2 separate regions of the Homo sapiens genome follow, and region 1 is linked to region 2. Evidence: read pairs that join two places in POLR2A ChIA-PET (ENCODE). Cell type or tissue: A673. All regions are shown on one strand. Each heading gives the region's core, and the rest is flanking DNA. Links, peaks and the distances in the headings are about the cores only. Region 1 overlaps COQ10B (coenzyme Q10B). Region 2 overlaps ANKRD44 (ankyrin repeat domain 44).

Region 1 (4,365 bases), core at 1-4,000, 280 kb before region 2:
TTAACTCATTTGACAAAGTTAATATATGGAAGAATATTTAAAAACAACAAAAAACAAAACTGTTACCTTTACTAAATGAGGTTTCACCAAGGTTACTACTGATGTATATCGCTCCAACACAGGTGGAAATCCAATTTCTAATCTTGTTTTACAATATCCAGATCTCTTTGATATAACATCTGATTTTTTGCACCAAGGAACAAAATGCTTGTAATCCTCCACTCCCGATACTACATCATACATTTCCTGCATTGAATATCTTTAAAAAATAAAAATAAAAAAGAGGTGTTAACTCCATCTAGTTATATAATATATGCATACTTTAAAGTGAATATGTATAAAACTTACTGTGTATGATAAATAAATCATTCAGCACATATATTAAACCACATTCTGGAATCAATGACCTCAAAGCAACACAGAAAATAAAAGGTCTCTAAATAAACACATACATGATATGGCAGAGATCACAATTTGGCATCTCACAGGTTGAATCTGACATAAAGAGGTAATTTTTTTTTTTTTTTTTGAGATGGAGTCTCATTCTGTTACCCAGGCTAGAGTGCAGTGGTACGATCTCGGCTCACTGCAACCTCCACCTCCCGGGTTCAAGCGATTCTCCTGCCTCAGTCTCCCGAGTAGCTGGGACTCCAGGCACGTGCCACCACAGTCAGCTAATTTTTTGTACTTTTAATAGAGATGGGGTTTCACTGTGTTAGCCAGAACGGTCTCGATCTCCTGACCTGGTGATCCGCCCACCTCGGCCTCCCAAAGTGCTGGGATTACAGGCATGAGCCACCGCGCCCGGCCTAAAGAGGTAGTTTTTAAATTTTTAGTAGCCAGCATTTAAAAATTGAGAGTATGGCCAGGAGTGGTGGCCTGTAATCCCAGCACTTTGGGAAGCTGAGGTGGGTAGATCACCTGAGGTCAGGAGTTTGAGACCAGCCTGGCCGACATGGTAAAACCCGGTCTCTACTAAAAATACAAAAATTAGCCAGGTGTGGTGGCACACGCTTGTAATCCCAGCTACTCGGGAGGCTGAGACATGAGATTTGCTTGAACCCAAGAGACAGAGGTTGCAGTGAGTGAAGATCATGCCACAGCCTGGGCTATAGAGTGAGACCCTGTACACCTCTCTCTCTCTCTCTCTCTCTCTCTCTCTCTCTCTCTGAGACCCTGTACACCTCTCCCTCTCCCTCCCTCACACACACACACACACACACACACACACACACACAGACTAAATCAGTATTTTTTTAGTTGCCATTTCTCTTTTTAACAGGTAACACCTGTGACAATGATGTCTATCCAAAGATTTGCACTCTTTTTACGTGGTGCTGTTGCTAGGAAGTACCTGCCCATCAGGAGCAACAATTCCCAGTCCTCATTTCCACTGCGTTTAGATGGGGTCACAATTAGCTGTTGCCAGTAATATCTGGGAGGAGGTGTTGTGTGTCACCTCCAGACCAATGTGATCAACATTCTGAAGACTAAGTAATTACAGAGGTCAAAAGTTGGATGTAGCCTGGGTTTCTGAGTCACTACTTGGACTACAGTAGACGGCACACCCATTTGAACTCTACATGAGAAAAAAAAATAAACTCTTGGGTATTATCTATAGGGCTGTTAGCATTACCTTAACTAATACAGAGACTAGCTAGTAATAAAGGTGAACTTAGTGAACAATGCTGTTAAGTCTTTTACTACAGAAAAATAGGGAGAACAAAAGCAAATGAGTAAAATTAACGAAATGCACTTTCACAAAGCTTCATGGCCAGTTAGGAATTAAGAGCCATTTGTAGAAATTCCCCTATGGAGGGATGGTGTATTTCCGGTTTAGCAGAACTGTAGTGTCTTTACCATCTGCTCTATTTACCCCTAGATCAGGGGCCACACCTGGCCCATCGCCTGTTTTTGTAAATAAAGTTTTACTGGAATGTGGCCACACCCGTTTATTTAAATATTATCTATGTCTGCCTTCGGACTACAATGAAGGAGCTGAGCAGTCCCTATGGCCCACAAAACCTAATATAGTTACTATCTGTCCCTTCACAGAAAATGTTTACCAAAGGCTCTAGATGAGGAGCCTTAGTATGTATGTACTTATCTATGTATATCTATACATGAGGAAGCTATGTAAACATATGGCCCAATGTATCAGTAATGTTGCTAATACAGAAAAGAACAATGTACAAAAAATGTAAGTCATAAATAATTTTCTTTACATGTCAAAGATTTAAGTCTATACTAAAGAGTTACCATATAATTATATTCATTCAACAAATATTTATAAAATAGCAATGGCTAGGTCAGGAGCAGTGGCTCATGACTGTAATCCCAGCACTTTGGGAGGCCAAGGCAGGTGGATCATGAGGTCAGGAGGTTGAGACCAGCCTGGCCAACACAGTGAAACCCTGTTTCTACTAAAAATACAAAAATTAGCTAGGCATGGTGGCATGTGCCTGCTACTCGGGAGGCTAAGGCAGGAGAATCTCTTGAATCTGAGAGGCGAAGGTTACAGTGAGCCAAGATTGCGCCACTGCACTCAAGTGTGAGACTCCATCTCAAAAGAAAAAAAAAAAAAAAAGAAAAAGGCCAACCTAGAAAAGAGAGCTTAGTCTGTAAGAAGATAATCCAGAGAGAAAGAGGCACAACACGATACCCCACGGAAAATTGTGAACATGCTCTTTTAGTAGAATTCTTATCATATACGAACCCTAAAATTCTTCTCTCTGAATATTCTTTCCTTTTGTTTATTAATGGTGCAGTGATTTTGAAGAAAGTTCGTGCACATATCTCCTTAGGCAAAATTGAGGTATGTAGTGGAAGAGTTCTGCTCATCAGTATACCACAGGAAGCTAAATATCTGAAAAGACAAAAATCACCTGATTTAGAGTGACAGTAAAAATTAAAAGGAAGCACAAATTATAGAAACTATAAAGTAATTATCCACTTTGTAAGGCTTTGCAACTTCAGAATGTTTCTGAAAAAATACACACACACGGGCACAGAAAAAGCACAGCTTCTTAAACACTGTAAAAAAAAAAAACAAAAATAACAGCTTAGTTAGGTTAGAAGCTTCTGGCATAAAAGGCATCTCTCCCAGAAAGTTGGCTTTCACTCTGTAGTCACATGTTACAACTTACTCTTACCATAAGCTTTGCTAGATACACAAATCTATTTTCTGATTTGTGTTGTCTACCCACGTTGTTTTCCTAGCTGGATCCACAGGTGTTTCTTAATTCTTGATCCACTCCAGTGAGACTTAAAATTAGGTCTCAAATCTCTTGGCAGACATCTGGTAGGACCACCTACCAGATGGTGAGTACTGATGCCAAGCATGGTGGCTCAAACCTGTAATCCCAGTGGTTTGGGAGGCTGATGCATGAGAATCCCTTGAGGCCAGGAGTTTGTGACCAGCCTGGGCAACATAGCGACCCTGTCTCTACAAAAAAATTTAAAAATTAGCCGGCCATGGTGGCATGTGCCTGTAGTTCCCGTTACTCAGGAATCTGAGGCAGCAGGATCGCTTGAATACAGCACTTCGAGGTTGCAATGAGCTATGAACACACCACGGGCACTGCAGCCTGGGTGACAGGGCGAGACTCTATCTCAACAAAAGCAAAAACAAAACAAATAAAAACCAACTGTTGCTGCGTTCTCCTTTACCTTGCAGTCTCCATTTCAATGCATATATGTAAAAACATGTCTAGTTAACCAGAAACTTATTGTTTGAGGTACTTCTATGTACAAATGTCTGCTATATGCTTGTTCACCTAAATATTTTCAACTTTCCTTAATAAGATTATTACATAAGTGACTGGGTGAGGTGGCTCATGCCTGTAATCCCAGCACTTTGGGAGGCCGAGGCGGGTGGATCACGAGGTCAGGAATTCAAGACCAGCCTGACTAACATGGTGAAACCCCATCTCTACTAAAAATGCAAAAAATTAGCTGAGTGTGGTGGCAGGCGCCTGTAGTCCCAGCTACTCAGGAGGCTGAGGCAGGAGAATCACTTGAACCCGGGAGGCGGAGGTTGCAGTAAGCCGAAGTTGTGCAACCACACTCTAGCCTGGGTAACAGAATGAGACTCCGTCTCAAAAAAAAAAAAAAAAGAGAAAAGAAAAAAGATTATTACGTAACTATTTGACTATTTGACACTACTAGTCATTTAGTCATTGCTGGCCAGGATAATTCAATTTAAATTATCCACATATTTACTGAGCTCCTATTCTAAGTTAAGACTGTGCTAAGTACTAAGGATATAATGGTGAATAGAACAAACATAAGCCTTATGAAGATTATATTCTAGTTGAAGATTGATTCAAAAAAGTGCTGAAGAAGAGATGCAGGGAAGAGGGAGGT
Region 2 (4,400 bases), core at 172-4,171:
CCCAGTTCTGGAGGTTGGAAGTCCAAAATCAGGGTTAGTTTCTGGTGAGGCCTCTCTTCCTGGCTTACCAACGGCCACGTTTTCACTGTGTCTTCACATGGCCTTTCCTCCTGTGTGAGAGAGAAGAAAGAGAGAGAGGGAGAAGAAGAGGGAGAGAGAGAGAGAGAGAGAGAGAGAGAGAGAGAATGAGAACGTGAGCTCTGGTGTCTCTTCCTCTTCTTATGAAGACACCGGTCCTATTGGATCAGGGCCACACCCTTACGACCTCTTTTAATCTGAATTATCTCCTTAAAGGCCCTGTCTCCAAATACAGTCGCTTTGGGGGTTAGGGCTTGCAACATATCAATGTTGGTGGGGATACAATTCAATTCATAACAGGGATTGTATGCACAAAACCACAGATTTAGTAGTTTCCTTGTCAGGGATTTAAGGGCCTATCAAAGTTTCAGTGATGGGTGGTGTTCATGGTACATTCACTGTAGTTCATAGTTCAGGTTAGAGACTATCTGGCCTGGCTTTCAGATTGTATAATAGTTATTTCTTTATGTAAATATCTCCCCCACTGGACTTCTTGTAAGGGTTGGTCTGAGTCTTATTCATCTTTGTCTGCCAACTGATAATGGTTCAATAAACTTTTAAGGAACAAATCTTCTCACCATCTGCATCTGTATGTGATCAGATGTATTAATTTTAGTTCTGATTCCCATTCTCTTGTGTTTGCAGCCACCATTGGTTCAGGCAATCTTCAGCGGTGATCCAGAGGAGATCCGGATGCTCATCCATAAAACTGAAGATGTGAATACTCTGGTAAGAGATACTGTGGTTTTGCTACTCAGGCCCTGTTAGCCTGGAGCAGGAAAGGACTCTTAACCTTTTATATACCATGGACTCTTGATATCTGGTGAAAGCTCCAGACTGTTTCTCAGGACACTGTTCTTAAACCCTATATAAGAAATAAAATATCTAGGGTTACAATGGAAATCAGTTATTGAGATACAGTTACCCAAATATTAAAAATATACTTTGTAATATGGTAATATATGTGCTTTTAAAAAAAATAACACATTTAGGCTGGGCGCAGTGGTTCATGCCTATAATCCCAGAATTTTGGGAGGCTGAGTTGGGCAGATCACTTGAGCCCAGGAGTTTGAGACCTGGGCAACATGGTGAAACTCTGTCTCTAAAAAAAAAAAAAAAAAAAAAAAAAAAAAAAAAAAGAAAAATTAGCCGGGCATAGTGATGGAGGCACAGGTGGGAGGATTGCCTGAGCCCAGGAGTTCGAGGCTGCAGTGAACTTTGATCACGCCACTGCACTCTAGCCTGGTTGACAGAGTAAGACCCTACCTCAAAAAAAAAATCTGGTTAAATAACCAGATACAGCAGAAGATCTAAGAGTGAGCATAATTTAAATATAGTGATGAGCATAATCAGTATTTTGAGTTGTGTGCAACAACTCTAATGTTATATGAACATACCTGTGATTTCTGCTGGTGACAGCATTACAGTTACTGATGTTGCTACTGTGGTTTATGGCCTACATTCATAGTGGAAGGAAATGCTAAATTCCAATCAGAAGTCAGTGATAATAGAGGTGCAATTTTTTTTCCAAGGTGATGAACCCCTGGAACCCATGCCCTGCAGCAGTGGTTGGCAACCTATGGTACATCATACATTTTTTTCTGCAGGCCTCCTGCTAAAAATGGTTTTTATTTTTCAAGTGTTGAGAAAAAAATCAAGAGAAGAATAATATTTTGTGACACATGAAAATGACCTGAAATTCAAATTTGGTGTTCATAAATACAGTTTTGTTGGAACACGGCCATACTCATTCATTTATGTATTATCTGTGGCTACTTTTGCACTGCAACAGCAGAATTGGGTAGTTGTGAAACAGACTATAAGTGGCTCACAAAGCCAAAGATATTTACTATCTGTTTTTTTAGGGAAAGTTTGCTGACCCTTGCCCTAAAAGGTTCATGACTCTGGGTCTGGGATCAGTGGGTGAACTAGGCATCCTGTGTGCCCTCTGAAGTCACAGGCAGTAGATATGTGCACTATATACATATTTTGTGTGAAATGAATCAAACTATTTCATCAAGTTCTTAAAAAGGTATCTGACTCCCAAAAGATTAAGAATCACTGTATCTGGAAGGTCCTGACACAAAAAAACAAACCTTCAATAAAGAAAGGTAAAATGATTTAGTCAATGATTTACCCTTTTAGTAGTTTCCTAGATTTGAGTTGAACAAGCAATTATGTACAGTACATGCTACTAATTCTCTTAATGTAATTCAATTGTGAAATACTGAAGTCCACCAGGGAGAGGAGTTCTCTTTAAAGTCTCTAGTGTTAAGTAGAAACAGAAGTTGTCAACTACATCTTCAGTGTAAGAGGAGCTTTGCCACAGGGAGGTGGATTACGTCTGTCTGGTCGGCTGAATGCTTTATTCAGAAGGCGAGTCATTTGGTGTAGCCATTGTTCCATGGCAGTGCAGGTTGGTGTGGCTTTTGCAAAAGCTTTTGGCAGCTTCTCCCCAGCTGGCACTAAGCACAACAGGACAATGGTTTGTGACATTTTTGCAAGGTAAGCACAGATGAGGCCAGGGACAGGCTACTCCAGAAGGCAGTTGGGCATTTGTCCAGGGCCTGCGGGTTGCGACCTGTGCTTCTGAGCCAAGGCCAGGCCAGCAAGCTCCCTTTCCAGTGTTCTGACATCACGGGAATCCACCCAGCCTGTTTTGTGGCTGTGGCCCAAGCCCAGGGAAGCCCAAGCCATGGTTACTATATTTTCCTAATGATCATGAGCAAATGGAACTTTTGTTCTGTCATACATACCAAAAAAGTTTGTACTGGCCCCTGAATGGCCTTCATTTCTTTTTGGGAAAGTGACAAAACAGTTGCTAGCTGGTAAAGGTTAGGGGAGCCTAACTTCAGTTGTAACTTATCACTGAATTAGATAGGTTAACTACTGTTACACATAGACCCCTAAATGTATGATGGATGTATGATGTATGAAGTTTAGGTCTCTTTATGAACATATTAGAGGGGTGGTCCTTTTCCAAACAGGATCCCAGGTAGCAACATGTGGCCTCTAAGATCACCACAGGGGTTGTGTGCAGTCCTGCCACCCCAAAGGGAAAAAGAGCATGGAGGAAAAGCATGGAAGGATTTTTTTTTTTTTTTTTTTTTTTGAGATGGAGTCTCGCTCAGCTGCCCAGGCTGGAGTGCAGTGGCGTGATCTCGGCTCACTGCAACCACCATCTCCCGGGTCAAGCGATTCTCCTGTCTCAGCCTCCCAAGTAGCTGGGATTACAGGCACCCGCCATCATGCCCAGCTAATTTTTATATTTTAGTAGAGACAGGGTTTCACCATGTTGGCCAGGCTGGTCTTGAACTCCTCACCTCAGGTGATCTGCCTGCCTCGGCCTCCCAAAGTGCTGAGATTACAGGCGTGAGCTACTGCGCCCGGCCACCATGGAAGGATTTTTATGGGTCAGCTTGGAATTAGCATACATCACTTCCACTTATATTCCATGGACCAGAATTTAGCCATGGCCATACCTAGCTACGAGGGAGAGTAAGGAATTAGTGTATCTGTGTGCCCCCAAAGAGACGGCATGGATTTTAGTGAGTAGTTAGCAATCTTGGCCACACCAATTTTTGGTCTTAGAGAATTCTAGTGATGCCACTTATTTGTCTGGGAGATGTCTTATTCATCCATAGTTATGTATTGAGTTGAGACTGTGTGCTCAGTGCTAGGGACACAGCAGTGAGATGGCACCCTTTCCATGATAGAGCTTACAACATAGCAGAGAAGTCAACAAATGAGAAATTACACTGTGATGCAGTTTTGAAAGAAAAAATCCGGGATGCTATGTAGGGAGAAGGTTAATCATGAGGACCTGATAAAGTGATGTGTAACCTGAGGCTTGAGAGATATATAGGAATTTGCTTTGCCTTTGTGGGCTGTTGGGTGTGTGGCAACAGATAAGCAGGGGATGGAGGGAGGGAGAGAAATGAACACAAGAGTGGTTGAATGAATGAATGAATGAATGGATAAAGAACACAAGGAGGGCCTGAGTTCTTAGGTTGATGTTACCACTTTTTGGGATCCACAGGCCCTTTTGTTCTACTCACCCCTCTTTAGACTCTCCCTTTAACTCCCCCTTTCTGCTCCTTCAGGTGTGTACAAAGATCATTTGACCCCACACTTATCCAGCATGTCCTCTTGTCATGGTTTTCTTTTGCCAATGCCCTTGGGGATGAGTCATAGTGACTATTTTTGCTGGGGGTGGATTAGGTAGTTTAAGAGAAGTGGTTGTTAAGAAAAGGCATAGACAGATGGAGGACACATAAGGATTGGAGAGCTAAGCCTGGAGGTGCATTTCAAAGGGGAAAAGG

What was found. Peaks named below come from ENCODE experiments on the same cell type or tissue, not always from the same donor. Only the 100,000 strongest peaks of a DNase experiment are listed, where the experiment ranks them.
Region 1: POLR2A ChIA-PET joins it to region 2 with 6 read pairs; 3 of 35 experiments call an interaction of 5 or more read pairs at or near these places.

Annotation. Positions count from the first base shown.
Region 1 is chr2:197,458,433-197,462,797 of GRCh38, reverse strand. COQ10B (coenzyme Q10B) reads right to left here. Exons shown (of 5, transcript NM_025147.5): 2 at 2,717-2,866; 3 at 67-259. Among named protein-coding and RNA genes, the nearest start is that of COQ10B, 7.1 kb to the right of the region's middle. In A673, for the core only: no CTCF peak of the experiment used is centred there; no DNase peak of the experiment used is centred there.
Region 2 is chr2:197,183,430-197,187,829 of GRCh38, reverse strand. It overlaps ANKRD44 (ankyrin repeat domain 44), which reads left to right. Exons shown (of 28, transcript NM_001195144.2): 2 at 724-807. Among named protein-coding and RNA genes, the nearest start is that of ANKRD44-AS1, 12 kb to the left of the region's middle. RefSeq lists an enhancer at 91-1,290. In A673, for the core only: no CTCF peak of the experiment used is centred there; a DNase peak (open chromatin) is centred at 2,389; H3K27ac peaks cover 412 bases.